2 separate regions of the Mus musculus genome follow, and region 1 is linked to region 2. The links are chromatin loops, found by intact Hi-C in ENCODE. Cell type or tissue: left cerebral cortex. All regions are shown on one strand.

The links. Peaks named below come from ENCODE experiments on the same cell type or tissue, not always from the same donor. Only the 100,000 strongest peaks of a DNase experiment are listed, where the experiment ranks them.
Region 1: a loop joins it to region 2, with 9 times the contacts of the local background. A loop is called at or near these places in 17 of 42 quality-filtered maps.

What each region holds. Positions count from the first base shown.
Region 1 is chr9:31,171,738-31,179,737 of GRCm38, forward strand. It overlaps Aplp2 (amyloid beta (A4) precursor-like protein 2), which reads right to left. Exons shown (of 18, transcript NM_001357698.1): 2 at 6,168-6,341; 3 at 5,281-5,404; 4 at 197-309. It also overlaps the pseudogene Gm33535. Among named protein-coding and RNA genes, the nearest start is that of Aplp2, 36 kb to the right of the region's middle. In left cerebral cortex, a CTCF peak has its summit at 2,095; DNase peaks (open chromatin) are centred at 4,436, 4,851, 5,148 and 6,204; H3K27ac peaks cover 2,479 bases.
Region 2 is chr9:31,328,179-31,336,178 of GRCm38, forward strand. Prdm10 (PR domain containing 10) reads left to right here. Exons shown (of 21, transcript NM_001368846.1): 6 at 1,484-1,687; 7 at 7,139-7,211. Among named protein-coding and RNA genes, the nearest start is that of Prdm10, 19 kb to the left of the region's middle. In left cerebral cortex, a CTCF peak has its summit at 3,909 (motif pointing right); DNase peaks (open chromatin) are centred at 2,569, 2,900, 3,219 and 3,899; H3K27ac peaks cover 2,529 bases.

The DNA of each region.
Region 1 (8,000 bases), 160 kb before region 2:
GGAGGCTAAAGCTGGAGGATTGTGATGAGTTCCAGGTCAGCCCGAGCTATATATCAAGTACCAGGCCAGCTAGAACTACACATTTATAAAAGGAAGACAGACAGACAGACAAACACCCTGGTGTTGGCTGGTGTTGGTTGAAAGGAATTCTCCTCTTCTGACAGCTGGCGACTGCCTGCTCCAGGCGAGCTCTTACCTCCTTGACTAACGTGTGCCAGCGCTGGTGCTTCTCACACACCTCCATCCGCTCTTGGTGGAAAAACTGGCAGTTATCTGGAACTAGCAGGACATCACTTACAAATTCACCCACTGGGAGAAACAAAAAGCCTTTGTCAGAAGCAAATCTGGTTGTGCTTCAGGGTGAACACAGCCAGCCTTCAGTTCCGATCCTCCGATTAATGTTTACAGGTCGCTGCACATCCAGGCATACATACGCACGCGTGGACACTGAAGGACTCCCCTATCCCACCTGCGGCTTGGGCAGTAACATTTCCTGGCTACAATCCTGTGCAGGAACTACTGCAATACATTTCTGGGAGATGTGACAGGATCCCTGTCCATGACCACCTCAAGTAGACACACCTCATGACCAGTGTGCTGAACCTTTCTTCACAAAACTATTAGAACCACTGATACAGATAAAATTTTAAGTGGATGATTAATCACAAAAGAGCAAGGAACCTTTTCAGTGGGAAACTACCAAAACTTAGTGACCACGATAACGTTCCAATTCAGGACAAGCTGACATGTGCAATGCCCTCAGAGTGTATCAGTATCATCTACAGCATGCCTGCCAAGTCTAATAATTTAAATGTAATCCTAACAAAACAAATTCAAATTCTGAGAAGTTCTACATTTCAAGGATTTTTTTAATGTGCATGTACGTGCATGCGTATATTTATATGCATTGGGGTGCAGGTGAGCACAGACCCCCCTGGAACTAGAGTTCCAGGCAGTTTTGAGTTCCCAGACATGGGTATTAGGAAGCTAATTCTGGTCTTCTACCAAGAGCAGCAAGTATTCTTAACTACTGCATGGACCGACGTCCAACCCCCCAGGAACAGTTTATTAAACAAAGGTCTGGACTCAGAATATATAGCCTTTTGAGATTTAAAAGACAGAAACTCTCCTGGTCAAATATAATGTGTGATTCTTTATTAAAAAGGAAACTATAAAGATCATTTTAACATTTAGGGAAATTTCTTAAAGGGCAGTCACTGCAATAGATTGTTCCTGTTTTTAGAAGCAAGCTGTTTCAACGTCCCAAGTTATTTTCAAATAATTTAGCAACCAAAGTGTATGTGGAAGGCACTGAGGGGCTGGGAAAAGTCAAGCAAAAATTTACAAATATAGGTTAAAGGTAGAGGTGTTCACGGCTTTCTTCTCCTTAGGTCTCAACTTTGAAGGGATGGAAGGAACTCTGTCTTTCTTCCAATACAGTGATGGGGCTCCTGCACTGACTGTCACACAGATGGGAAAGATGGATGCGAAGATTAGTATCATTACCAAGGTAAGGATTTAGATGTTTATTAACTTTCCAAAATTGAGAGAGAGAAAGAGAGGCCCATTGGACTTGCAAACGTTATATGCCCCGGTACAGGGGAACTCCAGGGCCAAAAAGGGGGAGTGGGTGGGTAGGGGAGTGGGGGTGGGTGGGTATGAGGGACTTTTGGTATAGCATTGGAAATGTAAATGAGCTAAATACCTAATAAAAAATGGAAAGAGAGAGAGAGACAAAGACAGAATGAGAGAGGGAGAGGGAGAGGGAGAATGTGTGTATGTGTATGTGTGTGTGTGTGTGTGAGTGTGAGTGTAACTGGATTACTGTTCAGAGATCCTGATTAGGCCTTGTATGGACGGACTCACTAACTTGCTTTCCAGGTGATTTTGATGTACTCACATGTCCACAGAGGATCTAAACAGAAGAAAATAAAGATCTATGTGTGCTTTCTTTTCTATGGCAAAGATGCAAGTAAGGAATATGGGAGAGCAAACAAGCAAGCCTGAGGTTAGATGCAGGGAAAGTAACAAAGGGAGACCAAGTTTGGTGGTACTAGCCTTTAATCCCAGCCCTCTGGAGGCTGAGGTAGGAGGATTTGAGATCAGAGGCCAACCTGGACTACAGAGGGAGCTCCAGGATAGTCAGGGCTACACACAGAAATCCTGTCTCAAAAAAAGAAAGAAAAGGAGAGTGTGGGAGAAGGTACAGGCACCGTATACTAAGAAAAGATTTCTAGCTTAGCTCTGAGAAAACTAAGCAGAACCATGACTAGTTCTGACCTCATGCCTTGGTCCTATAAGCCACCTTCAAGTCTCTCAGTTAAGAAAAGGGGAGTCACTGATCTTACCAAGGGGGTTGTGTTGGTACGAGTAAGAATGGCTCCCATAGGCTCATATATTGGAATGCTTAGTTTAGGCATTAGTAGTGCCACTCAAGAAAGATTAGGAGGCGTGGGCTTGGTGGAGGAAGTGTACCACTAGAGGTAGACTTTAAGGTTTCAAAAGCCCAAGCCAGGCCCTTTCTTCCTGCTACATGCAGATCTGGATGTAGAACTCTCGGCTCTTCTTCAGCACCATGTCTGCCTGTGTGCTGCCATCCTTTCTGCTATGATGATAATGGATTGCACTTCTGAAACTGTAAGCCAGCCCCAATTAAATGCTTCCTTTTTAAGAGTTGCCCTAGCTGGGCAGTGGTGGCACATGCCTTTAATCCCAGCACTTGGGAGGAAGAGGTAGACAGCTTTGTTTAACAAGTGGGCCAAGAAACAGTAACAGCCTTGATAGAACTAAGCTACAACTAATGTCCATATCTAGGCTAATTCCTGAAAAAAATGGCTAACTTCAGAAGAGAAAAACTATAGGAGGGGTGGTGGAGTGGGGGGTGGGGTGTGTGTGTGTGGGGCATTTCCTTTTTTTATACAAGAAAACATTTCCTTTAAGATGAAGACATGCTAAACAGGCACAGGACGAAGCAACATAAAGGAACACAGCCAGAGGCCATATCTGGGCAGCCAGTATGACTGCAGGCAACATCTTACCCAGCTGACAGTTCTCAACAGCAGTGTAACAAGCTGACGTCACACAATTCTTAATAATATAAGTTCTGACGCTGCTCTCAGAACCACATAAAGCAGGGCTGGCACGATGGCAACAGGCAAAGGCAGCTGCTGAACAAGCCTGGTGACCTAAGTTCAAGCCCAGAACTCACATGAAGTGGAAGGAGAGAGCCAAGTTCACAGCCTGTTCTGACTTCTACGTGTATGTGGCACATGCCCTCTCTGCCCCGTGTCACTCAGGCACACAGACAATACTAGCATGTGTTTTCAAAACAGCAGCAAGGACAGACAAACCCAAGCTGTCCAATGTTAGCACAGTACAAAGCAAGAGCCAGACAGTGTAGTTAAGATGGCAGGCCGGAAGGAGGATCAAATCTTGGAGTTTCTAAGCCTTACTTAGTAAAGAGCTTCCTGGATAAGGAATAGAAACCATAGAATTCTATGCTAGGACATAATTTGATCATCTTATATCACTGAAGGCAACACACTGCGAACGAACATGACTGAGAAACATGCATGAAGGTTGCGGTCACAGTCCACACAAAACGTCAACAGAAGCAGCAATCTGATGGAAGGAGGTGTAAGCCAGAAGTTCGCACAGTTTCTGATTCTCAGTACCCTGGGGGGTCTGGATTGCTTTGCTTCTTTGCTTGTTTTATCAAACCACTAAACCAACACAGCTTTTAAAGATAAGGAGCTAGGTCCAACAGCAGCTTACTCTCAGGGCCTATTACCTTAGTACATGCCGGGCACTGGACAACCCAGCTCCACAGTGCGCTCGGGTCACACGCAGGCTACCACTGTCATCTCACCTCTGGCAGTGTTCATGGGACTTACTTTCTAATCACAGAAACCATTAAGAACACAGTGATGAAGACAGAAGGCTGCTGAAAGACTCAAGAACAATCAAACTAAACTGGGCAGTGCTGTCACAAGCATTTAACCCCCGCTTGTGAGGAAGGTGGATCTCTTGAGTTCTAGGCCAAGCTGCTCTACACAGACAATTCCAGGGCAGCCAAGGCTACAGTTACAGCTTCAAGGCTCAAAAAAATTAAAAAAGATAAAAATAAAATCTGAAGCTGGAAACATATACACACAGAATGGTGTTTCAGTTACACGTTGAGAATTTTAAAGTAGATTTCTCAGAACCTAACGGAAGGGAAGACCATCCTTAAACAATATCATAAAAATATTTTAGCATACTCCAGACTACACAGCAGATTTAAAGGAGATGGCTAAGCGTACACACTGTCCCTCCTTCCTGCTGAGGAATGCTGTACAGCAACACAAGAGCTGCTGCATGCTCTGACTCCTTGGGTCTATTTCTTCCTCTTGGCAATACTTTCTCGCTACATGTGAGCCTAATAAAAGCAACACACTCCATTTTGCTGCTGTCTGTATTTTAAGGGAAAGTTGTAACGGAGTGAGGGAGAGGAATACATTTAACAGATGGCTCATCTAGATCTAGAGATCCTCCTCAGGTGTCAGTGCTGGTGCCTTACCTGTGTTAATATGACTGAACCAAGGCCAACTCTTTCAGCCTTACTAGCATCTGAGACCCAATCTGTTCTTGAATCACCCAGACTATTGATAGTTCTGTGAGTTAACCATTCACATGTCAGGCAACAAAGAGTTAAAAAAGACTGCATTCACTAACAACCCTATTTCTGAGGAACACACTCACTCACAGCTTTGTTCAAGCTGGCACTAAAGGTTATCGCTCCAGTGACTGAATGACAACACTTGGGTACAGCCCCAGCCCTGGAGAATGGCGGGTCCACATGGCATCTGGCCCTGGCACCTGGCCACATGCTATGAGTCATGTTCCCTCTCCAGAGAACTACCCACTGCCTGATGTGACTAACAGTGCAATTGTGAACAAGATAAACTGCAGGGACAGAGGACAATTTTCCTTGGCTGCTTTCTTAAGTGTTGTTCCTAAACTATCTTTCTTACCACTGATTTCAAATGGCTAATGCTAAGGGCGAATCTGTCCTGCTTTGTAGGTAACGCTTCTTTCTGTCTGGTGTCCCGTGAAAGGCCCCTTCGCCAGAGGCAAAAAGAGGTTCACAATGGGAGAGGCAGTCAACTCAGAGATGAAGTCTACCACCAACACAAGGAAGCAGCGAGAACTCATTTTTATCACATGCAGATACTTTACTAGGATCCAAGCACAGCTCAAGGGAGGGGGAGGCACTTCTAAAAGGCAAACAGAAGCACTTACCAAGACACTTGAATGGTATAACAATGTGACTCTTGCACTGCCTTTTGTCCCTTCGGCACCAACTATCAATATTGACTGGCTGGTTTGCTTCCATCACATTTGTGATCTGCAGCTCTGGATATATCTGTTTAAGAACAACAACAAAATCCACACAATAAACCTGCCTGCAAATGAAGAAGTACCCCCGAGACCACCCATATGCTACATCAACCTCAAGTTCTACTACACTATTCCATGGTCTAACAACAAAATAAAAATATACTGAGCTACTACTTGTTTTTTGTTTCTCACTTTTATAGCAGATATTATTGAATTTCCTCCAAAGTTTTTTTGAGACACCATCATCAGCCTTAGCCAGCTGGAGAACAGAATCATCTGACTTGCCTATCTTGTGATAGCATAGGTTTTAAACTGGTCATTAAACCTGCCTGTGACCTTGTCAACCTCAGCTGTATTCATCTTGATGGTCATGGGGTCCCAATGATGTGGTTGTTCACTGAGCATTCTGCAGTATTTACAGATCCACAAACTCACCATCATTGTTCTGCATGTGGAGGCTGCACCTGCTCCCTCCCTCTAGTTCCAGTGCATGCAGCTAAGACAAAGGCTGGTTTTCTTTTGATGGTTTATATTTCTGATTCCTCCCATAGATTATATTTAAAAATGGAATCTACATGTAAGATAAATGCAGCAGGCTTTCAACCCAAAACAAATCTCACTGGGTATCAAGAAGCAAAACCTCTGCAATACTAAATCACACCACACACACTTAGAAACAAAAGGGGCTAGAGCTCCAGTTCTTAGTGCTTGGGTCTCGGGCAGGGGAACACATGCAACCCTGACACCGAAAAGCGGGGAGAAGGGGAACGTTCTGGCAACACTCTTACCTCCTGGCAGTACTGAAGAACCTCCTCCTTTGTTCCAAGGCAGCTCTTGGTGCCTGTTGGGTCAGGCTCCCATTTGCCAGTCTGAATGTTCACATGCATATTCAGCTTCCCACAGAACATCGCAATCTGAGGCTCAGCAACAGCGAAGCCTGTTCCAGCATTGGCTGCAAGAGCCTAGCAAAAGATAAACCAGAGGTTTCAGGTTTATTCCAAACATCTGCAAAGGCAGTCATTTAACGATTCATACAGGACCAATTATCTCACAACTACATTACTCAGTACAGTTGGAAGATGCTGAAGAATCCTGTAGGAATATTCTGATGTGGTCTGGGAGAAGGGAGGATCACCAACCTGGCAAGATGGTTTAGCAGGCAAAGACACTTATTGCCAAGCCTGACTACTGAGTTTGATCCCTAAGAGCTACATGATGGAAGGAGAGAAATGATTTCCATGTGTGTCAAGACCCTTGCATCCACTCAACTGCCACCCACCTGAGGGGACAGGGGTCACCCAGGTGGTACTGGTTTTGAAGGCATGAAGGGGTCACACAGAGCAGCTGAGGCTCGGCACTGTGAGAGGCCATGGAAGGCCATTGGTGAAGGTGCAGCCTCAGTTGCAATTGATGGCCCAGGACTGAAGGGGTTTGGAGATGCCAGTACCATGAGATGATGACCACCAAGAGCAGCAGCAGCAGTGGAGGACAGGCATCTGGAACCTAGAGGACAGGGTGTGTGCTACAAAGGGCATGGCCGGAGAAGTGACCCAAGCCCTTGGAGGAGCCCAGAAGATTATGAGTTGGATCTCAGACATTGGATGGTTGGAGATTGATTTTTGCTTTTGATTGTGACTGTGCCCTGATATTTTCCCTCTTGAAGGAAGAAACTATTTTAGTGAGCCCACAGTTAAGAGACTTTTAATTGTAAAAAGACTTTGGATTTTAAAAGAAATGGATATTTTAAAGAGATTTGAAATTTTAAGAATATGTAAAGACTCTGGGATGTTTACAGTTATTTAGACCTTGGGGATGAATAAGAACTAAGGGTTGAGGCTTACTAGTAAAGTGTTTGTGTGTCAAGTTGACAAGGGGTCAATTGTACTGGCTAGTTTTGTGTCAACTTGACACAGCTGGAGTTATCACAGAGAAAGGAGCTTCAGTTGAGGAAATGCCTCCATGAGATCCAACTCATGGCATTTTCTCAATTAGTGATCAAGGGGGAAAGGCCCCTTGTGGGTGGGACCATCTCTGGGCTGGTTGGTAGTCTTGGTTCTATAAGAGAGAAGGCTGAGCAAGACAGGGGAAGCAAGCCAGTAAAGAACATCCCTCCATGGCCTCTGCATCAGCTCCTGCTTCCTGACCTGCTTGAGTTCCAGTCCTGACTTCCTTGGTGATGAACAGCAGTGTGGAAGTGTAAGCTGAATAAACCCTTTCCTCTCCAACTTGCTTCTTGGTCATGATGTTTGTGCAGGAATAGAAACCCTGACTAAGGGGCTGGAGAGATGGCTCAGCGGTTAAGAGCACTGACTGCTCTTCCAGAGATCCTGAGTTCAAATCCCAGCAACCACATGGTGGCTCACAACCATCCATAACAATATCTGGCGCCCTCTTCTGGAGTATCTGAAGACAGCTACAGTGTACTTACATATAATAAATAAATAATTTAAAAAAAAAAAAAAAAAAAAAAAAGAAACCCTGACTAAGACAATGACTTTTGGGTATATATGATGAAGTGAAATGGGAACTCTAACCTCTACTGAGCACTTCAGAATAGCCCAAACCTGACCACCATCTAGTCTAATGCAAGCTATTCATTCTTTTACACGCAAATTATGAGA
Region 2 (8,000 bases):
CCCGCACTCGGAAGGCAGAGGCAGGCAGATTTCTGAGTTTGAGGCCAGCCTGGTCTACGGAGTGAGTTCCAGGACAGTCAGAGCTACACAGAGAAACCCTGTCTCAAAGAAGAAAGGAAGGAAGGAAGGAAGGAAGGGAGGGAGGGAGGGAGGAAGGGAGGAAGGGAAAGAGAGAGAGAGAGAGAGAGAGAGAGAGAGAGAGAGAGAGAGAAAGAATCCAAATTGCATATTCTGGTCTTCACATGCACACGCACACATGTGCACACTGCATGTACCTGCTGGGTAGCTTAAATAATGGAAATGTACTTCTCAAAGCTCAGAAGACTGCCAGGCCAAGGCGAAGATGATGGTAGGCTGTCTTTTCCGGCTCGCATGTTTGTGTTCATGCTTCCCCTTACTGGGTTACAGCCGGCCCTGATGATGCTGTGGTAGCAGAATCACCCTATTAGAGATCTTGACTCCACTGTAGTCACATCTGAGGAATCAGGATTATAGGATTCCCACATGATTTTTTGGGGGGACCAGGGAGATCATGAAGTTAAACTCTTAATAGCTTGGTGTACTTTCTCTTTTGTTTATTTTAATAAAAAAAATTTTTTTGAGATAGAGCCTTTCTAAATAGCCCTGGCTGTACTGGAAATCTGTGTAGACCAAGCTCGCCCCAAACATACAGATTTCAAGTGCTGTGATGAAAGGCACATACCACCATGCTAACTGCATCTTCTCTTCTAAACCAAATGATGGAGGGCTGGAAGTGCATCTTGGTCGAATGCTCATCTGCCTTGTAATCCCAGCATCCGAGAGGGAGAGACAGGAGGATCACAAGATAAAGGTCACCTTTGACTACATGATGGGCTTCAGGCCATCCTGGGCTACGTGAGAACCTATTTGAAACAAAGTTTTTATTTTAGAGCTTGTGTGGTGGCACATACCTATAATCCCAGCAATTGTGAGGCTGAGGCAGGAGGATTGTGAATTCCAGGGTAGCCTGGGCCTAGGGTCAGGTCCTGTGTCCAAAAGAAAGACTTTAACTAGAGTATGGAGACATCTGTGGCAGTGGGTGCCCCGTGTGTGCTGAAACAGTTGCATTGAGACTGTTTTGAGTCTTGGAATAGGTCTGACTTGTGGCGTTCTTTGTGTTAAAGAATAATTCTCAGGGGATGGCAGAGGTGGACACACAGCTCAGCAGTTAAGAGAACTTTCTGCTCTTGTAGAGGAGCAGGCTTTTGTTCCCAGCACCTACACGGCAGCTCACAACCATCTATAACTACAGTTCCAGGGGATCTGCTGCTGCTTCTGACTCTGTGGGTTACTGTGTACATGTGATGCACAGACAAACACTCAGGCACATGCATAAAACAAAATAAAAATATATTTAAAAGAAAAGCATGCTTCCTCAGGGCTGGAGGGATGGCTCAGCAGTTAAGAATGCATATTGCCTTTCTGGAGGACACAGTTCAGTTCACCTTCTCTTTGGTTACAGGTTTCTCTTGATAAAGGAGACAGAAAAGACAGGGATTTGCATGAAGACCTGTGGTTTGAGTTGTCCGATGAGACTCTTTGTAACTGGATGATGTTTGTGCGCCCAGCCCAGAACCACCTAGAACAGAACCTGGTAGCTTACCAATATGGCCACCATGTGTATTACACAACAATAAAGAACGTGGAGCCCAAGCAGGAACTGAAGGTACAGAACTGGATCCACAGCTGCCTGCCAGCCAGGGTGATGATTAGGGCTCTTTCCTATAAAAGGATCCTTCCCTGATAATTCCTCTGTTATTGAGTGACTTCAGCCTTCCTGTTGCTTCCAGGATCCCTCCCTCCCCTTCACAGTTACAAAAGTCTACGGATGCTCAAATCTCTTACATATGTGTATGCATAGAGCCCATGCATGTCCTCACGCACATTTCAGATAATTTCCAGTCTATTTATAATAGCTCCTGCAAGATAAATGCTATGTAAATAGTCATCATGCCTAATGTTTGGGCTTCAGTACAGATGGTGATGTTATTCATGTATTTTCACTCTGTTGTTGGTGGAACCCTGAACAAGCAGGGCTGACTGTATTGTGCACTGTAGACTTTTAATAATCTTGTCAATGAAATAGAATGGGAATAGACCATTTTTTATGTTCGTCAGGGGCCTACAGCAGGGTGTGAAGCATGGGGTGAGGCCCTCACTGTGGGGGAGACTGGTGCTGGTGGTAGGTGGCTGACGTGCCCATGCCACTGTATGTACTGAGGAAGAGTTTCTTGTGAAATGGGAGATTTCATAAAGTGAGATTCAGATGTATGCCTAAGATTTCTTTATCTAAAAATTTAATTTTTTTTCAAATAATTTTATGTGCTGGCTTCTGATTTCAGAAATAATTTTTGAGGATAATTGTTAGAATTTATTTATGAACTCAATGACATAATAAAAATTGTGCTATGATTCTCTATGTCATGAGCATTCTTGTTTTTTGGGTTTTGTTTTTTCTCTTTTGCACTGCCAGGTGTTGGGTTTTCGTACTTTTGCATGATAGTCACCCACTCGGCTACACCCCGGGCCTGTGGATTTCCCTGCACAGCTCAGGCTGCTCTTAAACGTGCCTGGCCTAGTCTCCCTCATCCGGATATTACAGGCATGTTCCACTGCGCTCAACTGACACACAAGTTTTGTCTGTTTTGTGTTAGGGTCTTTAAAACTATTTTTATTAATTCTTTGGTAATTTCATGCAGTGTATTTTGGTCATAGTTACTCCCACTTCCTCCCATTAACTCCTTCCAGAGCTGCCCACATTTCCCTACCCCCCAAATTTGTATCTTTTAAACAACAATAACACATCGATTCTGGTTTGTGCTTGGGGTGGGCATCCCCTGGCTTGTGGTCCATCTATCCAGAACCATAAGAGACAGGGCCTTCTGTAGTCCCCGCTGGCCTCTAACTCACATGACTTAGCTAAGGAGCAACCTTGACTCCCTGGTCTCCTGCTCCCTCCTCCTTATAGTACCAAGAGTAGCAGCCAGTACGTTTTGTAATAATAATAATAATAATAATAATAATAATAATAATAATAATAATGGCCTGAAAGAAAGAAAAGAATGCTTTTTAGTTACAGAAAGATGTCTCCCCTCCTCATCCCTCTCCCTTGGGTCTGGGTGGAGAGCTGCTGAGCTGCACCCCCAGTTCTCTCTCGTTGAAACAGCAGATGGAGCTGTGGGCGTGATGATGGGCAGAGCCAAAGAACAGCAAGATGTAATAAATAGCCAAGGCTAGGAACCTGGCTCAGGGTAGAGGACTTGCCTAGCATAGGCAACACTCCCGGGGCTTGATACCTAGCAGTACAGAGAACAAAAGAAGGCTGGGAGTGGTGATGCATGGCTTTAATCTCAGCACCGGGAGACAGGGTTTAGTGCCAGGCTGCTCTGCAGGGATAGTTAGAGAGAGAGAGAGAGAGAGAGAGAGAGAGAGAGAGAGAGAGAGAAGACCCAACCAACCACTGAACCAAAACAGATAAAAAGGAAGCAGTTGGATGGAAGAGGTCTCTGTAATCACTCCCATGTTCGCATGTGAAAGTGGAGCAGTGTGTTGTAGTCCGGCCTCACGATGCAGGTGGAGAACTGCAGCAACAGAGCTTAATTGGAAGAAACCAATCGTAAAAACATGTTTAAATGATTTCTCAATAATTTAAAAAATGCGAAAAGGGCTCAAGATAAAGCTCGGTGGAGGGTGCCTGCTGTGTGTGGCACTCTGGAGAGAACCCTCAATATTGCAGAAGACAAGGGTATCAACCAGCAAAGTATGAGTTACTGTCTGTGTTGGGTTAAATTACCAGAAAAAGAAAGTGACAGTTTTAAAACCAGGGCTGGTGAGATGGTTCAGTGGGTAGAGATAAGCACTTACACAGGCCTGATGACATGAATTCAGTCCCTGGATCCACAAGGTGGCAATAGAGAACCAGCTCCTAAGAGACTTTCTCCTAACCTCTGTCCACGTATCCCTGCCCTGTGCGGGTGGACATCCACCACCACCACCACCACCATAAAGCAGAGACTTTGATTACAGCATTACCTTATAGAGTATGAATATTTCTGAACCAATACAAAAAATGTTCAAGATCTCTCAAAGATAATCTGGGGAAACCGTTGTGAAAACAGAAAGAACTAGTTATATTATAACATGGCAAGGGTATATTTACTGGCTCTTAAGACATAACAGCTATTAAGATGCTCCATTAAGAATATTGTCAGGTTTTTTTAAATTGTAGTTTATTCATAAAATCAATAAAGTGATTGTTTCATCATCATCATCCAAGGAGCTACTCTACATTTGATTAGAGCTCAATTAAAAATTATGCCCCACTGGTGCGTGAGTAACAAGGCATGGTTGGCCCCAAGTACTTTTCTTTTTAAAAATAGGGTCTCACTGTGTAGGCCTGGCTGGCCTGGAACTTACTATGTATCTCAGGCTATCTTCAAACTCACTGGCTATCTTATCTTAGCCTTCCAGTGCTGGGATTTCAGGCTATCCCACCATGCTGGACACCCTGAGTATTTTCAAAGTAAGTGATATGTTCTTGGGTGTTTTCTCACATCACTGCTATTCTGTCTGCAAGTCTTGACACTGCACTGTCCCATTGGGTTGCATTTATTCTGAAGTGAACAGTGCATGGGAATGAATGAGCTTTCTGATCAAATCAGCAGGAAATTTGACAGTTCTGCTTGGTGCCTTAGCAAGACCCTGTAGATGCTCACCAACCTTGTGCTGCTTTGAAATGACAGGTTTTTTTTTTTTTTCCTCCAATCTTCACTTGAATTGCTTAGCAATTGTTTACAGTCTCTGAGCCCTGTAGGAGGTGGGGACAGCCCACAGGGCCAGGCCAGGCCTGTGCAGAATTGAGGAGCAGGGGGGTGGGAGGGGTTGTTTTGGTTTTCTTTGAGACAGGGTTTTTGTGCAGCCCAGCATTGTCCTCCCTTAAGTGCTGAGGTTCTAGATATATGCTACTGTACCCAGTTATATTTTGATTTCTGAGATGGAAAAACATATGTCTTGGAAGTAATGGATTAGGACAGAATTTGTAATAGGAAAATGACAAACTTCAAAAGATAATATAAGCAGAGGGGCATAGTTAAGGAATTGTGGAACACAGAGTCTACAAAACACTGTTCTACAGAAGTCTTCTTATACTACTACACTCATATATTTAATGCACATAAAATTATGCATGATTAATTCATTTAGAAGTTAATACATAGTGAACTTCACGTGTGTTTCCTACATTAAGAAAAAGCAGGCTTTCCCTGTGTTTAGCAGACTTGAGTCTAAGGGAGAGGAGAACAGAAAGTTGCAAAACAAACAATATCAAATGAGTAAGTGACGTATGCAAAAGTGAGTAACAGACAGGGACCGATTTGCATATGCTGGATAGAAGGCTTGCTAAGAGGTGAAGGGCAAGGATGGCAGACTTAGAGGGACCAACACTGTATTCCTGGAGTCCAGTTCCAGGCTGGAAAGTACGCTGCATGCTCAGGTAGCCAAGAGCAAGCCGTCTTGGCCCATTGGTGGGTAGTGACAGGGTTGAGGTATGTAGCGATGTATTGGGGAGATCACAGAGTTCTTTGGGGGAATCATCATTAATTAAGACTTTCAGGTCTATCATACAATGAAAAGTCAAATGGAAACCCATACAGAAAAATCCAGTTTTTTAAGAAGACGTCCATGGGGCTGGAGAGATGGCTCAGAGGTTAAGAGCACTTGCTGTTCTTGCAGAGGACCCAGGCTCAATTTCTTGCAACCACATGATGGCTCACAGCCATCTGTAACCTCCAGTTCCAGGGTTTTTGATAATCTTTTCAGGCAAGGCACATGTGATATGAAGCTAAAAATACTCATACACGTAAACTAAACAGAAGGAGAAGAAGACGACGACCACCACCACTACCATTGTGATTGGGAATTGCAAGGAAAAAGAGGCTAGTTAGAAGGCCAGGTGGTAATCTAGGCAAAAAAATGGTGTTGGGCACGCATCTGGTAGCTCAAACACTGAACAGGTGGTATATCACATCCGAGGACGGTTCTTGCTAAAGATTACTCAAATGAATGGAGAAATAGAAGACATGTTTTAGATTTTATGTCTGAGTAGCTGTTGGGAGGTAGGACATTGAGAATTTGAGATGGCTAGTTCTAGCAGTGGTAGAGCAGTTTGCCAGCACATACAGAGGGCTGCATTCCCAGCACTTCAAATTCAAAACGACAGCAAAGCCATTCTTGCTTAAATATTAAGGATGAAAGCTGTGCATGGCAGTGCATGGTTGTAGTCATAGCTACTCAGCAGGCTGAGGCAGGAGAGTTACAAGTTGGAGGCCAGTCTGAGCAACTTAGTAAAATCTTGTCTAAAGATAAAACTATAAAAGGGCTGAGGATTTATGCACAAGTTCCTGGCCTCGATTTTCAATCCTGCATAAGCCATATATGGTACATAATCCTATAACCAGGCCATTCTCAACTACTGACTGAGTTTGAGGCCAGCCTGGGATATATGAGTCTCTAGGGATAAAACTAAAGCAAAAGAAAACGATGTAGGAGTTAGTTATCAGCATAGAGTTGGTTGAAAATGGGTGTGATACCAGAAAGGAAATAAGAAGACTCAGGGTTTAGACTAAGCATGGAGCAGCAGCAAACTGTGGAAGTTTTGTAGACAGGGCTGGAGACGGTCAAGGAGAGTGAAACAGATGCAGAAGGGGGTAAGAAGACTGGGAACAGGAACATTTGATACAGTCCCATCCATGATCCCATCACTAACCTGAGTCACAGCGTCTATGATTACAGCTGTGTAAAAACCCACATTTAAATGTAGAGTTCTAAAAGGCTGTTTTATTTAGGTAAAGATACTATGAATGTAAGCCTTGTGAATTTTTTTAAAATAACATCAATTTTTAAAAAGGAAGAAGGAAACAGGCAGATCATCTGCATCCTCGATGCTCCTTGGTCATCTGCCAGATGGGTATCATGGAGGCTCACAGCGTGGTCCTTGCCGTTAATGGATATGTTAATGAAATGCCCAAATTGTTTTATGTAAGCAGGAGAAGTCATTTAAGCATGCCAAGCCCAGCTGGTGATGTCTGCTGGTTCTTAATGCTGTCCTTGGTTCTTCTAGGTGTGGTACGCTGCATCCTACGCTGAGTTCGTGAATCAGAAAATCCATGACATATCTGAAGAAGAGAGGAAAGGTGCTTGGACTTTTGTGTGTGCCTCTTTCACACGTAGCATCTGGTTTTCCCATCTCAGTATATCTCACAAGATATGAGAGTCGGTTTCTCAGAGCTACATGTCTCCATTTAATCCTAGGGTCAAATTAAAATGACAGGTTTACATATCTAGTGCTAGAAAATAGTATTTAATATAATGAAAACTTCCTGCTATCAAATTAGGACCTTAGTGTCAGAGGAAGATCCCTATCTAGAATTAATCATATCTGGGTATATAGCAAAGCCAACATTGACCTTGTTTTTTTAATGTAAATGTAATTGAAGTATATTCCACCTACAGAGAGAGACACAAATAATGAAGTGTACACAGCTTAGTTAGTTTTCACAGGAACACACCTGTGTAGATTCCCCAAGTGTACTGTCCTGATTTCTAATATCACACATTAATTGCTTACTAATGAGTTGTTATGAACAGAATGATATCATAACGTGCACATTTTTTATGTTTGGGCATCTTTTGCTTGAGCGTAGTGTTTTCTTTGCTTCTGGAGCTGGGAACTGAACCTATGGCCTTGGACTTGCTCAGCAAACATTCTACCAGTGAGCCAAACTCCCGACTGCTAGGTGAACATAGTCTTGAGATGCATCCACATTGCTTATATCAATTAGTATATTATCATTGCTGCTGGGAACTCTACCCATAGCTGTATAACCGTTTGTCTACCTTGTTATCGATTTAGTTGTGTTTAGTTATAATGTGAAGTATACAGAATTAGGTGGTACCTCATCACTTAAAGGCGTGGTCTTCCA